Regions from separate parts of the Homo sapiens genome. Here region 2 is linked to region 1. A link is an interaction called in ENCODE POLR2A ChIA-PET data of the cell type or tissue named here. Cell type or tissue: B cell. All regions are shown on one strand. Each heading gives the region's core, and the rest is flanking DNA. Links, peaks and the distances in the headings are about the cores only.

Region 1 (5,000 bases), core at 1-5,000:
ATTGTGCTCCAGCCCAGAGAGCAAGACGCTGTCTCCAAACAAACAAACAAAACCCTGCAATTCTCACTGGACTGGGATTTAGAGAAATAAAGATTAAATAATTTATAGTGATCAATTATGGCCTTTCAGAGGTAGCTACATTTGAAAACAAGGTGCTTATTGGTCAAAGTAATTAAGTGGTAATAGACAATGCACTTGAGGCAACAGCAAGACCCTGGGCAAACTTAAAGACAGCCTAAGAATGAAATTAAGAGAAATAAGATTTAATAAATGAAATGTGGTCAGCCTCTGAGGAAGGAATAAAAACAGAAGCACAAAAAGACCAAATGCATGGTCAGAGGCAGACTGACGAAAATGTTCTGTATGGGCCTAGCTAATGCAATGGCCAACTGACAGTATTAAACACATCAAAAGAAAAAATGTCTTCCAAAGAATGTAGCCAAATTTAGTTAACATAATTAAAAATGAAAGAATATGTGATGTTCTTTGCTGTTGGTCTTCACTGTCCACAGAATCTCTTCCTCCAGTTTGATTCCATGCTCAGCAGGCACTCTTGTGGTACTAATCTGACCTGAGTATTCTTCTAACTAGAGAGGGGGTATTTTTCTATTGCAAACTGAAAATTTGTCATTCAAATATAGCAGCTTCTCTGCAAATGTAGTTTATATGAGGAAGTGCCTCTTGTAATGAATAAATTTTGAATGCCTCGAATAGATCCTATTTCTGGGCATTTACAAACCTGGGCAATGGACAATGATAATTTGATCAAGTATTGCCCCATATAGGCCAGACTCTTGGATGACACATCTATCTTACTTTTCTCAAACTGCAACAAGTTAGAATACTTGTGGCGAAACATTCAGCTGGAGAATCTCAGGTAGTGTGGGTAAAGATACTGTGAGCAAACGGAAGCTTTTCCTGCCTGCAGCAACTAAGTTATCCTTTTCCCAGCATGGGATTAGAACTTTTGAAAACATGTGGAATGTTTCCAAATTCTAGGCTTTTCTATAATTATGGCTTATGCGCAATAATTTCTCAATTAAAAAGAAATGCTGTTAGCTCTTAGGTTAGTAAAGAAAAGGACTATAGTATATATACTATGTTCCCTAGATATGTACTTTAAAAAAATTGGTTTCAATATTCTAGACTAGCTCTTCCCTTTTTTTTAAGAGGAGTCTTAAAATAAACCAGTAATTTCTTTCAAAATAAAAACAATCAATGTCTGCAACATATCTGACTGGTATGTTTAAGCAGTCATAACTTAGTCTAAAAAATGACCTTACCTGCCTTCTCCACCCCATGCAGAATTTGGTGTAATAATCACTTCTCGACAGTTATCAGTGTCTGTGTTGTACACATACAGTTTCAATGGTTTTGCTTCATGTGTTTCGATAAGGCTGAATAGATCTTCAGACTGCAAAAGTGTCACAGGAGAAAATGTTTCACGTTACCATACTTTGGAACAGTGTGTCTCAAACCTGGCTATCAGAATCACCTGAGAAATCTAAGAAAAAAATACAGATTCTGGGCCCTGCCCCAGACATAAAAATCACAAGCAGGTTTAATTCAATATATTAATTCAAGCAAAGCCTACTTACTACATACAAGGCTTTATGGCCAGTTCCTTAAGATCTAGTTGGCACTCTTAGTACAATTCTTTTACACCCGAGTTCTACATATTCTGCTTTTACTTCCCATTATTAAGACCTGGTTGTCTGGGCACCTCATTTCTCACTCTTTTTTTTTTCTTCTTTTTTTGAGACAGGGTCTCTCTAACTGTTGCCTGGGCTAGAGTGCAGTGGCATGATTTTGCCTCACTGCAGCCTCAACCTCTCAGGCTCAAGTGATCCTTCCACCTCAGCCTCCCAGGTAGCTGGGACTATAGGCATGCACCACCATGCCTGGCTAATTTTTGTATTTGTTGTAGAGACAAGGTCTCACTATGCTGCCCAGACTGGTCTCGAACTCCTGAGCTCAAGTAATTCTCCCATCTCGGCCTCCCAAAGTGCTGAGATTATGGGCATGAGCCACTGTGCCCAGCCTTTTCTCTCATTTTTGATTTAGCAATGTATACTTCCGCTAGCTAAGAGACAAGGAAAAGGATGTAATATAGCTGAGCTAATGCTGTCACTGAACAAAAAGGGGAAGAGAAAATGAAATCAATGAACAATTGAAAATGAGAATTTGATTTAGACTTCAGGTATGCAAAGATTTCTGTATATTACACATAAAATCTGTGCAATTGCCGCACAGTATGTGTTTTTCCTCACAGCTATACCTAATAAGACACCTACCAGATGTTCCATTTAACACCCTGAGGCTTAAGTTATTTTTGATCAGCAAAGACTGAAATTTTAACTCTAAATGCAAAGCATGCAAATATCTTTCTCAACTCAAACCTCAATGAGAAAATTTTATATAGTTCTCACTATGAATAAACACACGAATTACCTCATTCATGACTGTATCTGCTCCAATTATATAATCACTGTGTGGTCTAAGACCTGCCAGTGCTGCAGGAGAATTTGATTCCACCTCCTAGAATGACATAAACACACACCCTAAAATTAATATATATAAAATAATCTTCCAAGGTTTATAGTCCAATTTTTAATTATGTTGATTTTTTAAATCTGTATACTTCTGTCTTGCTAGAGATGTGTCAGATGTCAGAAACTACAGAATATATTTTAAACTTCTGAGCATAAAAATTACATAATATTTAACAAATATTTAAAATATTTTTGTAGCTATCTACTCTAACACATCTTATAATGAATAAATCATTAGAAAAAGTTCTTAAACTTGTACATTTGCTTCTCTTCCTCAACTTAAAAAAAAATTGATCCATACTTAAAAAGCAATGAACGCTGATTTTTGGCAAAAATTGCCTATTAATAATATCCTTACAATCTTATTAAGCCAGAAACAACCATTGTTAAAACATCTTTCCACACTGCTTCATGAACCTCCAGTAACAGTTCACAGTTGATACGTACCAGCACATGCCAAACATTTTCATTTGCCCCATCAAAGCTGCAGAAACGAATGCTCACTCCCAATAAGCCCTGGCCGCCCCACAGGTTACTTGGTGTGACTGAGGTCTCTCGCAGTTCCAATGTTTTGCTGCTATAGATAAGCATCTTTACAGGCTTTTCAACGTTTGCTTTCAGCAGATCCTTAAGAGTGTCATTGTCTTTATTCTGTGAACACATAGAAATCACATTCCTTAGTAAATAAAAATTTAATGTTAGCTTAAGCATCCTATGGCCCTATAAGAGTAATATTAATAATCAACATAAATAAAACATTCAACAAAGGTTTCACCAACATTTAAATTTTCTTCTATGTAAAAGAATGTCAAGAAATTAAGAACTCTTACGTTAGCAACAACTTGAAACTGACTTTTTTCTAATAGCTCATTATGGATTATGGAATTTGCAACCCAACATTATTTAGAATGATCTAGGGCTTCAATGTGTAAAAACAAAATATGCCATAAGAAGTCACATTACTAACGAAGTTGTGATGACTTTGATTATAAAAATCTAAAACATTTACTGGGGTTAACGTTTAATTTTGGACTCTATTTCTAAATACATGCTTTATTAAGAGCTGGATAGAAAAGAAAGTAGAAACAGCATATTAAATATTTCATTTCATAAACAAATAAAGGCCAGATGTTGGCCTTTATTTATATGTCAGAGATGTTGTAAGTAATGAACGAAAACTTAAGACTGTTACGAAAAATTAAACCAACCAAGTGGCTACTGTCCTAAGAATTTGCTGAGATTATATAATTTCTTTATCTTAGAACTTTATTATGGGTAAACTCTAAACAAGGTATAAAAAGTGGTTTTAATTTGGTACTTTGGAGCACATCTCTCTGTCTGGTTCTAATAACATTATTCATATATTGTGAAACTTAGCACCAAGAAAACTGACGAGTTTGAGAGAATGAGATGAGAGAATGAATCTTTCTAGTAATCCATTTGTCAACAACCAACAGAAGTCTGACATCTTTAAAAAGCAATCTTTTACATCTTAATTATTTCTTTCTGCTTATAAAAATTAAATATTTAACATATAAAAGACTCCACTGATTCTAGAGACTTCCCTAAGATAATCAGTGGAGCATAAGGTATAATATTATAGATATTTCAATGTTTATTAATACATGATTATTTCTATAAATTGGCATACTACACATAATGATTGTAACTAATAAATACCCATCTCAGGTCATCTGAAAAATTCCATTTTTGAGAGATTACAAATACTATAGACAAAACTACAGAAAGTTGAACTTACTAATCTTGAACCATTAATAGAAACAATAAAATCAAAGAAAGGCTCCAAACCAGCTCTGTGTCCTGGGGAATTTTCTTGTACCTGCGGAAACAAAAACGACAAAAATAAAAAATGTAAAGCTTAGGTGAAAATTGTAAGCCGAATCTCTCTTTTCAGTAAAAATAGACCAATTTCACTGATAATGAAATACAGTACACGCTAGTTCTCTCATTTCTCTTCATCTCTCCCAGATAATGCCCGTCCAGCTCCCTAAACTCTACCCATTCTTTAAGTTAATCTTCTATTTATATTTTTATTTTATTTCTTTGAGACAGACTCCACCTCTGTTGCCCAGGCTGGAATGCAGTGGCACAATCTCGGTTCACTGCAACCTCTGCCTCCCTGATTCAAGCGATTCTTGTGCCTCAGCCTCCCGAGTACCTGGGAGGACTATAGGTGCGTACCACCATGTCCAACTAATTTTTGTATTTTTTGTAGAGACAGGGTTTCGCCTTATTGCCCAGGCTGGTCCTGAACTCCTGGGCTCAAGGGATCCACCTGCCTCAACCTCCCAAAGTGCTGGGATTACAGGTGTGAGCCACTGCACCGGGCCTAGTTCATCTTCTATATGAGGTTTTCCCTCTGTGGTTCTATTTCTGCACCACTTTCTCCTTTTTTGGGAGAAAGGGGCTAATCCTCTCAGCAATTAG
Region 2 (8,581 bases), core at 2,126-7,125, 1.1 Mb before region 1:
ACCGCCCCCGCGCCCGCCTAGATGGCCAGGCTCGGCACCCCAGCCGCCGCGGGGGACCTCCTGTCAGGGACCTGAGCTCTGCAGCAGCCTGAGGGTCGGAACCCTACTTTGAACCTTCCCCTCCGTTTGTCCCACCGCCCTTCGGGACTGAACTGAGAGCTCTGTGAGTCACCCTCGGGAGGCATGGCTGGCTGCTCTGGAATGCAAGCCGACCCCAACGACACGGGGCCGTGCTCGAGCGCGCGCAAACACACAATCACACACTGAGCACACTGTCACAGGCCCATCTATACTAGCACACACTCACCCATACTGATACACACTCTCACAGTCACACTCATGCTCAAATATTCTCAGGCGCACACACAATGACACACACTCGAACACCGTCACATCACACACTCATACTCCATCACACTCTTACAACACTGACACACGAAGTCATGCACACTCGCATTCATACCCTTACACACTGATAGACAAACTCACATATGCACACTCATGTATACTTACTCACAGACTTATATACACTGGTATGAGAGTGGCATCTTTCCACTTCATACTCTTGGTGGGGGGGATGTCCACACACCACTGGGCTCTGCTTTCTACCTTGGGCCCCACACAACCAGCTTACAACTTTGGAGGTGACCCTGCTTTCTGGCATTCCCTACAAAGGCCAGGGGTTGGTGGTTAATGAAGGTCCCTGAAAGTGCTAGGGCCTTTCCCTGAAAGTGCTAGGGCCCGCAGTTGGAAGCTTCCTGGCTTCAATCACTGACTGTGTGACCTTGGGGAACCCATTTAACCACCCTGTGTTACAGTTTGCAGATCTGTAAGATAGGAGAAATATTAACAGCTATAGCTTGCAGTTGTGAGCATTTAATGAGGCAACAGTGTAACAGTGCCTGGCACATGGTAACAACTCACTAAATTATATCTATTTAATATTTAGTATTACTGTTTTTTCACTACCCCCAGAGAGGGGTATGAAACCCACAGTTACCCAGAGGCTTTCCAACTTCACTTTGTGTGGAAGAGCAACATCCTGGGGCTGGGAAAGCCCCTTCCTACCTGGGGTTTGAACCTCAGCCATGCCCTCTGAAGGGATTCTCCCCTACTGCAGAGGGGCTGGGTGCCAGCCACAGAGCCCCGCCTGCCAGGTCCAGGCTTCGTCTCCTCTAGGATGAGGCCATCTGTGCTGTGTGTCTTCAACTTATCTGCCAAAACCAGACACGGGGCGGAGGTGACTTTCTGGGCTCAGTGGCATCATCCTGAGGAGAATCATGACTTTTCTGAGCAGATTGCTTTGGGGCCTTCTCTGAGTCTGGTTTACAACCATGCGGTCCAGAGAGTTGCGGCTTTGGAAAAAGCAGGGGGGCTACACGATCCAGTGTCCCATTGCATTTTTGCATTGTTTTCCCAGGCTAGGGAGGCCTGGGTTGAAGCCCATTGACCTATGATCCTGGGTTTCCCTAAGCAACCGCTGCCTGGCAGACCCCCATCCCTGTCCACCACCCGCACCCCAGCTCCAAATTCTGTGGGTTTTGTTTCTTTTTTTTTTGTTTTTTTTTTCTTTTTAGTGCCACTAACTGGTGCCAGCCTTCCTCCTGAGGGTGACTGTGCCCTCCCCTCCTTTGCACGCACTCCCCTCCCTCCTCCCGAAACCAGCGGGGAGAGACGGGCAGTAAATTGGCTGGTGTCGAGGATCTGCAGCAGACAAGATGATTAAGAGGCCTACGCTGGAGAGCCCGGGGCAGGGAATGTCAGCCCAAGTTGGAATCACGCAACAGGCCTTGGCATGAGCCAAGCCTGGGAGTCGGGAGGGCGGGAGCTCCCAGCTCCGGGGTGGGCTGAGGCCCCACAGACTCGCCGGAGTCACCTTACCCGGCACCCAGTGACGACAGGGTCGGGCCGGGCCACGGTGTGCCTTTCCCCAGGGAGCCTGCGAAGCCGAGAGCAGGAGGGTGAAGGGGCCAGAGGAAGGGGGTGTTTCCGCAGACCACGAGAAGGGCAAAGAGAAGGGGTTGCAAGGACGCGCCCAGGTCCCAGAAATGAGGGGGCGGAAAGGGGGAGGGGTAGGCAAGGGAGGAAACAAAGCCTGGCTCCTGGAGGCGGGGGCCGGCTCCAGCCCCGCCGGGGGCGACGCGCTGGCAAGCCTTTCTCACAGTCTCCCGGCCCGCCCGGAGACGCGGAGTCCTGTGATCAGCCCGCCGCCGCGCAGACACGCTCCCCCCGTGCTCTACTGAGCTCCCCAAAGCGCGAATGAAAAATGGAAATGGGAAGCAGCGATCTCGGCTCTCTACGCTGGGAAACTAGCAGTGCTCAGAACACACATAAATCTCCATTGTAATCTCCTTCCAATTGCTCGCGTGAAATATCAGGCCAGAGACAGGATATGACAAGCGCTGGGAAGCAGGGGGAGGGAAGCTGAAGAGTGAGGGGTGCACGGCCCTCTCCGCTCCACCCTCTGGCAGGGCTCTCCCAACTCAGGCAGAACGCGGGCACTGAGCTCCAGGGCCAACTGCCTGCCGCCCAGGTACTCCCGCGCCCCCCGCCCCTTCAATCCCCTTCTCCCCCCAACCCCGGTGCACGCTCTGCCCACAGCCACCTCGCCCCAGCACGGCGCTCCGCTGGGCGCAGACCCCCCTCCGGCTGCGCGGAATTCCCGCCGCCGGCCCCGAGACTCCGGGATGGGAAGGGCAGAAAAGAGAGAGAATGGATCCCAGGCCTCACCAGCCCTGCTGCAATGTGGGACCGTTTAGGAGGCTTCCCCTAGGCCTTCTTTCAGGATCACTTGTGAAAATTGTGAATATCCGCCCTGTGTAACGATCCCAGACTGATGGAGCGAATTTGGGAGAAATACCGGTTTGGTGGAGGCGGAGAGAGCGGGGGAAGACTGGAACTTTGTTTACAAACAGTTCAGTGGTAGAAGACGAGGGGCAGAAGAGGCGGGTGCAAAGAGAAGCTCTGAAGTGGTCCCCTCCGCCCAAGAGAACAATGTCCGGGAGCAAGAAGCCCCGTCCCCTCTCAAAAAGTCGTTCTTACGGGCAGTAAAACTCGAGTGCAACTCCCCCACTCCTGGCGTCCCCCGAACTCGCTCAAAAGTCAAAAGCCCGCTCCTTTCCCTCCATGGAACAGCGACCACCAGTGGCTTTAACCTGTTTAGGGTCGGAGACTCCTTTGAGAATTAAGCTACAGATCCTCTCCTCCTCCAAAAATACAGATAGGTCCTTTCCCTTCGAATTCAACTTTGGGGTCCAGGAATCCTAGAAGCTGTAGGATGGGGCGCTATCCTGGGGGCCGCGTTACTTCCAGCCTTGGCGCTAGGGCACTAGGTCCTGCGGGGACTGGCGGCCTCTAGCAGGATCCTAACACCCAAAGCAGCCCCAGGGAAGCCTCCCCCGGCCGACCTTTCCCTTCCCTCCCCACCCAGGATCTGCCAGGCACGCCGCCGCCAGCCCACACCACCCCCGCCCCCACACACACCAGTGAAGGCGGATGCTGAGGCCCCACATCCCTTCGATCTCCCTTCCCCCCCCGCGGGAGTTCCCCTCGCGGGGACGGGTTTGGCAGTGATTGCCGCATTACAAGATGTTACATTCCGCCCTGCGGCCTGATGCTGGGCGGGGCGGGGAGACTGTGTTTCAGGAAAAGAAAGTGCAGGCAGGTCTTGGAGGAGCAGCTCGGCGCCTCCACGCCAAGAACGCAGACAGCCTCCAGACAGACCTTTCTTCCCTCGGCCTCTCCGGCTCCCCCACTAGTCCTCCCGGGCCAGAGCGCACAAGCTGCAGTGTCCCGGCAGTTTGCGGGCTGCGTGGCAGCGCTCCGAAAGAGGCCCTTTTGGGGAGGGTCCCCAGTCGAGTCGGGTCCCGGGCTAGGAGATGGGGGCCGAGGGTCGGGTGCCGAGTGGGAGAAGGTGCAGAACCGGCCCACGAGGCGGGTCGGGGGTGCTGGGCAGAGGATTACAACTTCGGGGCAGGAGAAGCGAGGGCGAAAGGACTGGACTTGGAGCACGCTCGGGTGACCCCGGGGGACAGACTGGGGCCCGCACGGAGCAAACGTGGCAGGCTGCCCACGCTGCCGCTTCTCCGTCCCGATTGTGGTCCAGGAGTCTCGGACACCCGGGAGGTGAAATCATCGCACCCGGAACAATGGGGACTTCTGGCCGGAGAACCGGACTGAGGCACTGCAGCTCCGAGCGGTGGCCGCGCTCCAGTCGGCTTCTCCCGCCGGGCGCCACCGCGCTCCCCGCTCGGGGGGCAGCCCCCGCCCCGCCCCCTCCCTCCGCGGGTCTGGCCTCGGCTTCTTAAAGTCGCAGGGTGTCTCGGTTCCCGAGAGAAGCGCCGCCCAAGTGGGAAGTGAATGTTTGGGAGGTGGGGGGACGCTATCTCCAGGCGGTAGAGACAAAAGAAGAGCCTAGGCGGTCGCGGGGCGGGACAGTCCGACCCTCCGCTCCTACCTTCCACGTCCCACCTTCCCAAAACTGCCCTGGGCATCTCCCGAGATGCTCCCCGCCTGGCACCGACAGCACAGTCAGCCAGCTCCCCCATCATCCCGCCCCCCCGCCCCCTGGGCCCGGTCTGCCCATCCCGGGGCCCGGCCCGGCTGCACTGTGGAGGGGTTTGCCAGAATCCGGGAATGGGGCCGAAGGAAGGAGGAGGGGGGAACAGGAAAGAAAAAGAAAGGAGGAGGTGGCAGGAGGGGGTATCCGGTTCAGTCACTTTCTCAGTTGCTGCTTTTAGGGTGGGGAGCCCCTCGGGGCCTCCCGGGCATTCAACTGGGGAGAGCAGGTACGCGGGGAAAAGGATTCTCTCCTCGGCACGTTCACGGGAGGACAGTGAAAATTTGCCTTGGGTGGCCAATTTCCTCATTCGCCCCTATTAAAAGAAAAAGCCCAAGAAATTCAATTAAAGCCACCCTGGCCAATGCTCTATTTGAGGCATGAATGTCTCCCCTAAAGCTGCAGCAATCATGTGGCATTAGACACTTCCGGAATCCTATAGCCAACCTGAAAAATCCCAGACCCCCTTTTTCCCTAATTTTTGCTCTGATCTGTAATTTTATCCACATTTGCACTAGTTTGAGCATTCTGGCTCTCCCATCTGAAAGCCTGCAATTACTATATAATTCTTCGCAATTTCAGATGTCCTAATATGGACTGTAATTTTTGCGCAAGACAATTTCCTGCTATTTCAAGCATCAACATTGTCAAAGTTGTATGTACATAATAAATGGGAATATCAATGCATAGTTTTTAGCATAACATCTTGACTCCTCGATAATTATATCCGTTCGGAGCCTACGCAGAATTAGCCTGAATTGCATGGTAACTGCTGCTGCTTTAAAATTTTTAAAAATTACTCATAATTTTCCCAAAGATTACCAAGATCTCGAGTGCACAATGTCATCAGCGTAATGAAGAGTAAACATTTATGCTAATAATCTGCAATTTTTTTCATCAGCTATAAAGACAGAGGCTATATAGCCGAAAATTTCAGTCCTATTCTGCAAGCGCAGCGCTGCAAAAAGCCTGCGGCGCTCTGAGGCGCCTGGTCCTGGGGACCTCTTTCCACTCTTTACTCTCAAGATAGGAGGATGGGTCTGGGGGATTGTTTTTGGTTTTCTGGTTTTGTTTTACTCTGGTTTGGTCGGTTTTGTATTTTTCTATTTTTCCTTTTTTTCCCTTTTTTCTTTTTTGATTTTTCTTTCCCGTTATTCTCCCAGCCAAAAGCTACCTTCGACCCTTTTGATTTGATGTAGCAAAGAGTGTGTGTCCAGATTATCTGAAATTGACACTGAAGAAGGTAAGGGTGGAAACCGGTTTCATTTTTCAGAGGGTTGGAAGGCTGCGCTGCGCCCGCCGCCGTGGCTCCCGCTCCGGGAGTAGGAGGGTGGGGGAGTGATTATGTATGCACCAGCTAATTCTTCCATCAAAACTTCTTGTCAGCGATGTCAGGATTATTTTTTTCCTTTTTATAAAAACACTTGATGTTTCAGGAAGTGTTAATCCTCGAAGATTGGGGGATGAGGGAGGGGGTAGGAAAGCGGTGGGTGGGGGTGACATGTTTCTTGAGCCTGGGGAAGGCACTTTTTACAGCCGTTTGTCTGTCTACGCTGGAGCTAGGGGTTTGTTGTGGAGCTGGGGACCGGAGGAGGATTTCTTTGAGGCATGGGAGGGAAGGACCCTCGCCTTCTGTACTGCATTTGATGGAGGTTCCTATGGCCATGCGGGATGAAGAGCAGAAAAGTTTGCGTTAGCCTATAATTTCAAGGGTGTTTAATCCAGGCGGTGGGATGACAAAAACCAGGTAATTCTGAAATCAGTTTATAAAAGATACAGAAAGGAAGAGATGGATACCAGGATAAAGATTTAAAGCCAGGAAGCCTGGGTTGCTTCTTTGCTCCCAATTTTTCTTGATCTAGTATCTCGGGTTCCACATCCAGCGCACAGACCTACCTTTCCTGGGGTGACAGAAATTGACAATTTCTTCAAGGTGAAAGATTCAGTTAGTTTCTACATCAGATGACTCTCTATGAATAAATTCACACTTCTGTGCATATAGGTGGGGGGAATCTTAAAACTTCTTGTGGCTCTAAAAACTCGTACAGAATCAAGAAGGCTGAAGAGCTATTATATCTAACCCAGCCCAGGTGCAGATTTCCAGAAGAAAGAAATAAAAATAAAACATAATGATCAGAGAGGAAAAGCTGTGAACTATAAACGTTTCCAGTTTTATATTTTTAAATAGTGCCTCGATTTAAGATATGAGTTCTCCCACAATTAGATTACCACTCACAAGGCTACCCAGCCCCTCCAGGCTCCTGAAAGCCAAGACCAGTGAGGAGGGGGCTGGGGACTGTTGCTTCTCTCCCTACCCCTACCCCTTTTTAGAGCTAGTGTGGGTGAGAGAAGATATTAAAGGGATATCTGTTGTTTGGCAATTTTGCTAAGTCTGTCTTCATTACTTTGCTGCTGTGCATTTGCTAATTTGGAGGCCTGGCCATTGACAAGCTTGCTCCATACACCTGCAAGCAATTTGCCGGCTCCGGTACCAGAGAATTGCAGAGATGGCAGCTCGCACCTATTTGATTTTTTTTTTTCCTTTTCTCAATGCACAGCAAATTTGGCTTTCAGTGCGTTATCTCTTTTGTTAATGCAAAAAGATTCCCTGGGCGAAAAAATTGCTCATAATTACCAGAGAGATGGGGAAACTGCATTAGAATAAATAAACCTGAAATTACTGTAATTATGTTGTGTTTGATGGGCCCGGCTTGTAATCAAGAAGAGAATACAGTGAAATGATGCTGACCCTCTTGGGTTTGCAGCTGTACGCGCACTTTGGGGTCTTTTTTTGCAGAAAAGAGTCATTTTGATAATCATTAAGCTGTGTGTAACCTATTTCAGAAGTGTTTTAAAATGAGTTTCACATTTTTTGAACAAGGGAAAAAAATCCCAAAATTGCATTTTGCCATTACAGACTCATACATAAGGAAAGGTTGTGTTTTCTAAGTGACAATTGTTAAGACATAATATTCGAAATCAGTATTTAATCATTATAATGAGGTATTGTTTAAATATAACCACCTTTAGATTATTCATAGTTTAATTAATATACTCATTATGAAAATCTTTGAATCAGATATTTGATGAACTACTTGTCAGTAACAAGGCAGCATTAATTAGGCCTATATTGAGATTAACATTTTTAAAAAGTACAACCGCTTATAATTATAATAAAGCCTAACTAAAGACCGTTTTCGTTGAGCTAAAACTAATAATTTCTCTATTTGAACTGTTAGCAAGAGATTATTAAATTAGTATAAGCTAATATCTCAAAGTATTACAATCCGCTTGACCAAACAGATTTTGCCTGTAGCTTGAGGCATTGGGCCCTAGCTGCCGTCTGGGGGACCTGAGTCAGATGCCGGACAGAAATCTTCGCACTAGCAAAGTCACATCTCCTAGGGGAAATTGAACCTAGGAAGACCCCCTACCCCGCGCGGGAGCTGGGAAATTCATTCTTTCCTCAGCTTTGAGGCCCATCTGACTGCCCACATCCTGGTTTCTGAGGTCTGATCTCTCCCATCAGCGCTGGTTCTTCTAGGTGCTGCGGAGAAGTCCCAATCTCAGGCCTGGAAGGGGCTTGGAGGTCCCCGGCATCATTCCCCCACCCCCGACTACTTTCCCTGCTTCCATCACACCGCCTCCCCCCACCCCCAGCAGCCCCACCACTTCCTCCTCCCCTTCCCAAAGGGCGTCGGAAGAGCCTGGCGCATCTGATCTTTCACCAGCACCAATTGAAAAATGGGTGCTTGTCACAACACAGATCACTGCCTTCCGGGCTCTGCTCCCCACCGCGCGCCTGAAAAGACCCCCCAAAGGTGGAGGGCCAGCTCCCGCGGGCAGCAGCGCTGGAAGGCGAGTGCGGGAGAAGTAGGAACAGCGCTTGGCAGCCTGTCTGGGCCCGCAGCTCTCCGGGACTGCCTCGGCTCGGCTGCGAGATCTGGGGTGGGGGTTGGGGCTGGGCTGGGACGCAGGGCCACGAGAAGGGAACCAATCTGGTTCTAGTCCCTTGAAGCCCGT

Evidence for each region. Peaks named below come from ENCODE experiments on the same cell type or tissue, not always from the same donor. Only the 100,000 strongest peaks of a DNase experiment are listed, where the experiment ranks them.
Region 2: POLR2A ChIA-PET joins it to region 1 with 5 read pairs; 1 of 35 experiments calls an interaction of 5 or more read pairs at or near these places.

The regions. Positions count from the first base shown.
Region 1 is chr2:170,947,742-170,952,741 of GRCh38, reverse strand. It overlaps GORASP2 (golgi reassembly stacking protein 2), which reads right to left. Exons shown (of 10, transcript NM_015530.5): 2 at 4,312-4,392; 3 at 3,000-3,203; 4 at 2,452-2,538; 5 at 1,284-1,414. Among named protein-coding and RNA genes, the nearest start is that of GORASP2, 21 kb to the right of the region's middle. In B cell, for the core only: no CTCF peak of the experiment used is centred there; a DNase peak (open chromatin) is centred at 2,121; H3K27ac peaks cover 1,297 bases.
Region 2 is chr2:172,090,560-172,099,140 of GRCh38, reverse strand. No RefSeq gene overlaps it. Among named protein-coding and RNA genes, the nearest start is that of DLX2, 8.0 kb to the left of the region's middle. RefSeq lists a silencer at 1-28 and an enhancer at 6,817-7,990. In B cell, for the core only: no CTCF peak of the experiment used is centred there; DNase peaks (open chromatin) are centred at 2,220, 3,080, 3,600 and 5,080; H3K4me3 peaks cover 2,259 bases; H3K27me3 peaks cover 5,000 bases.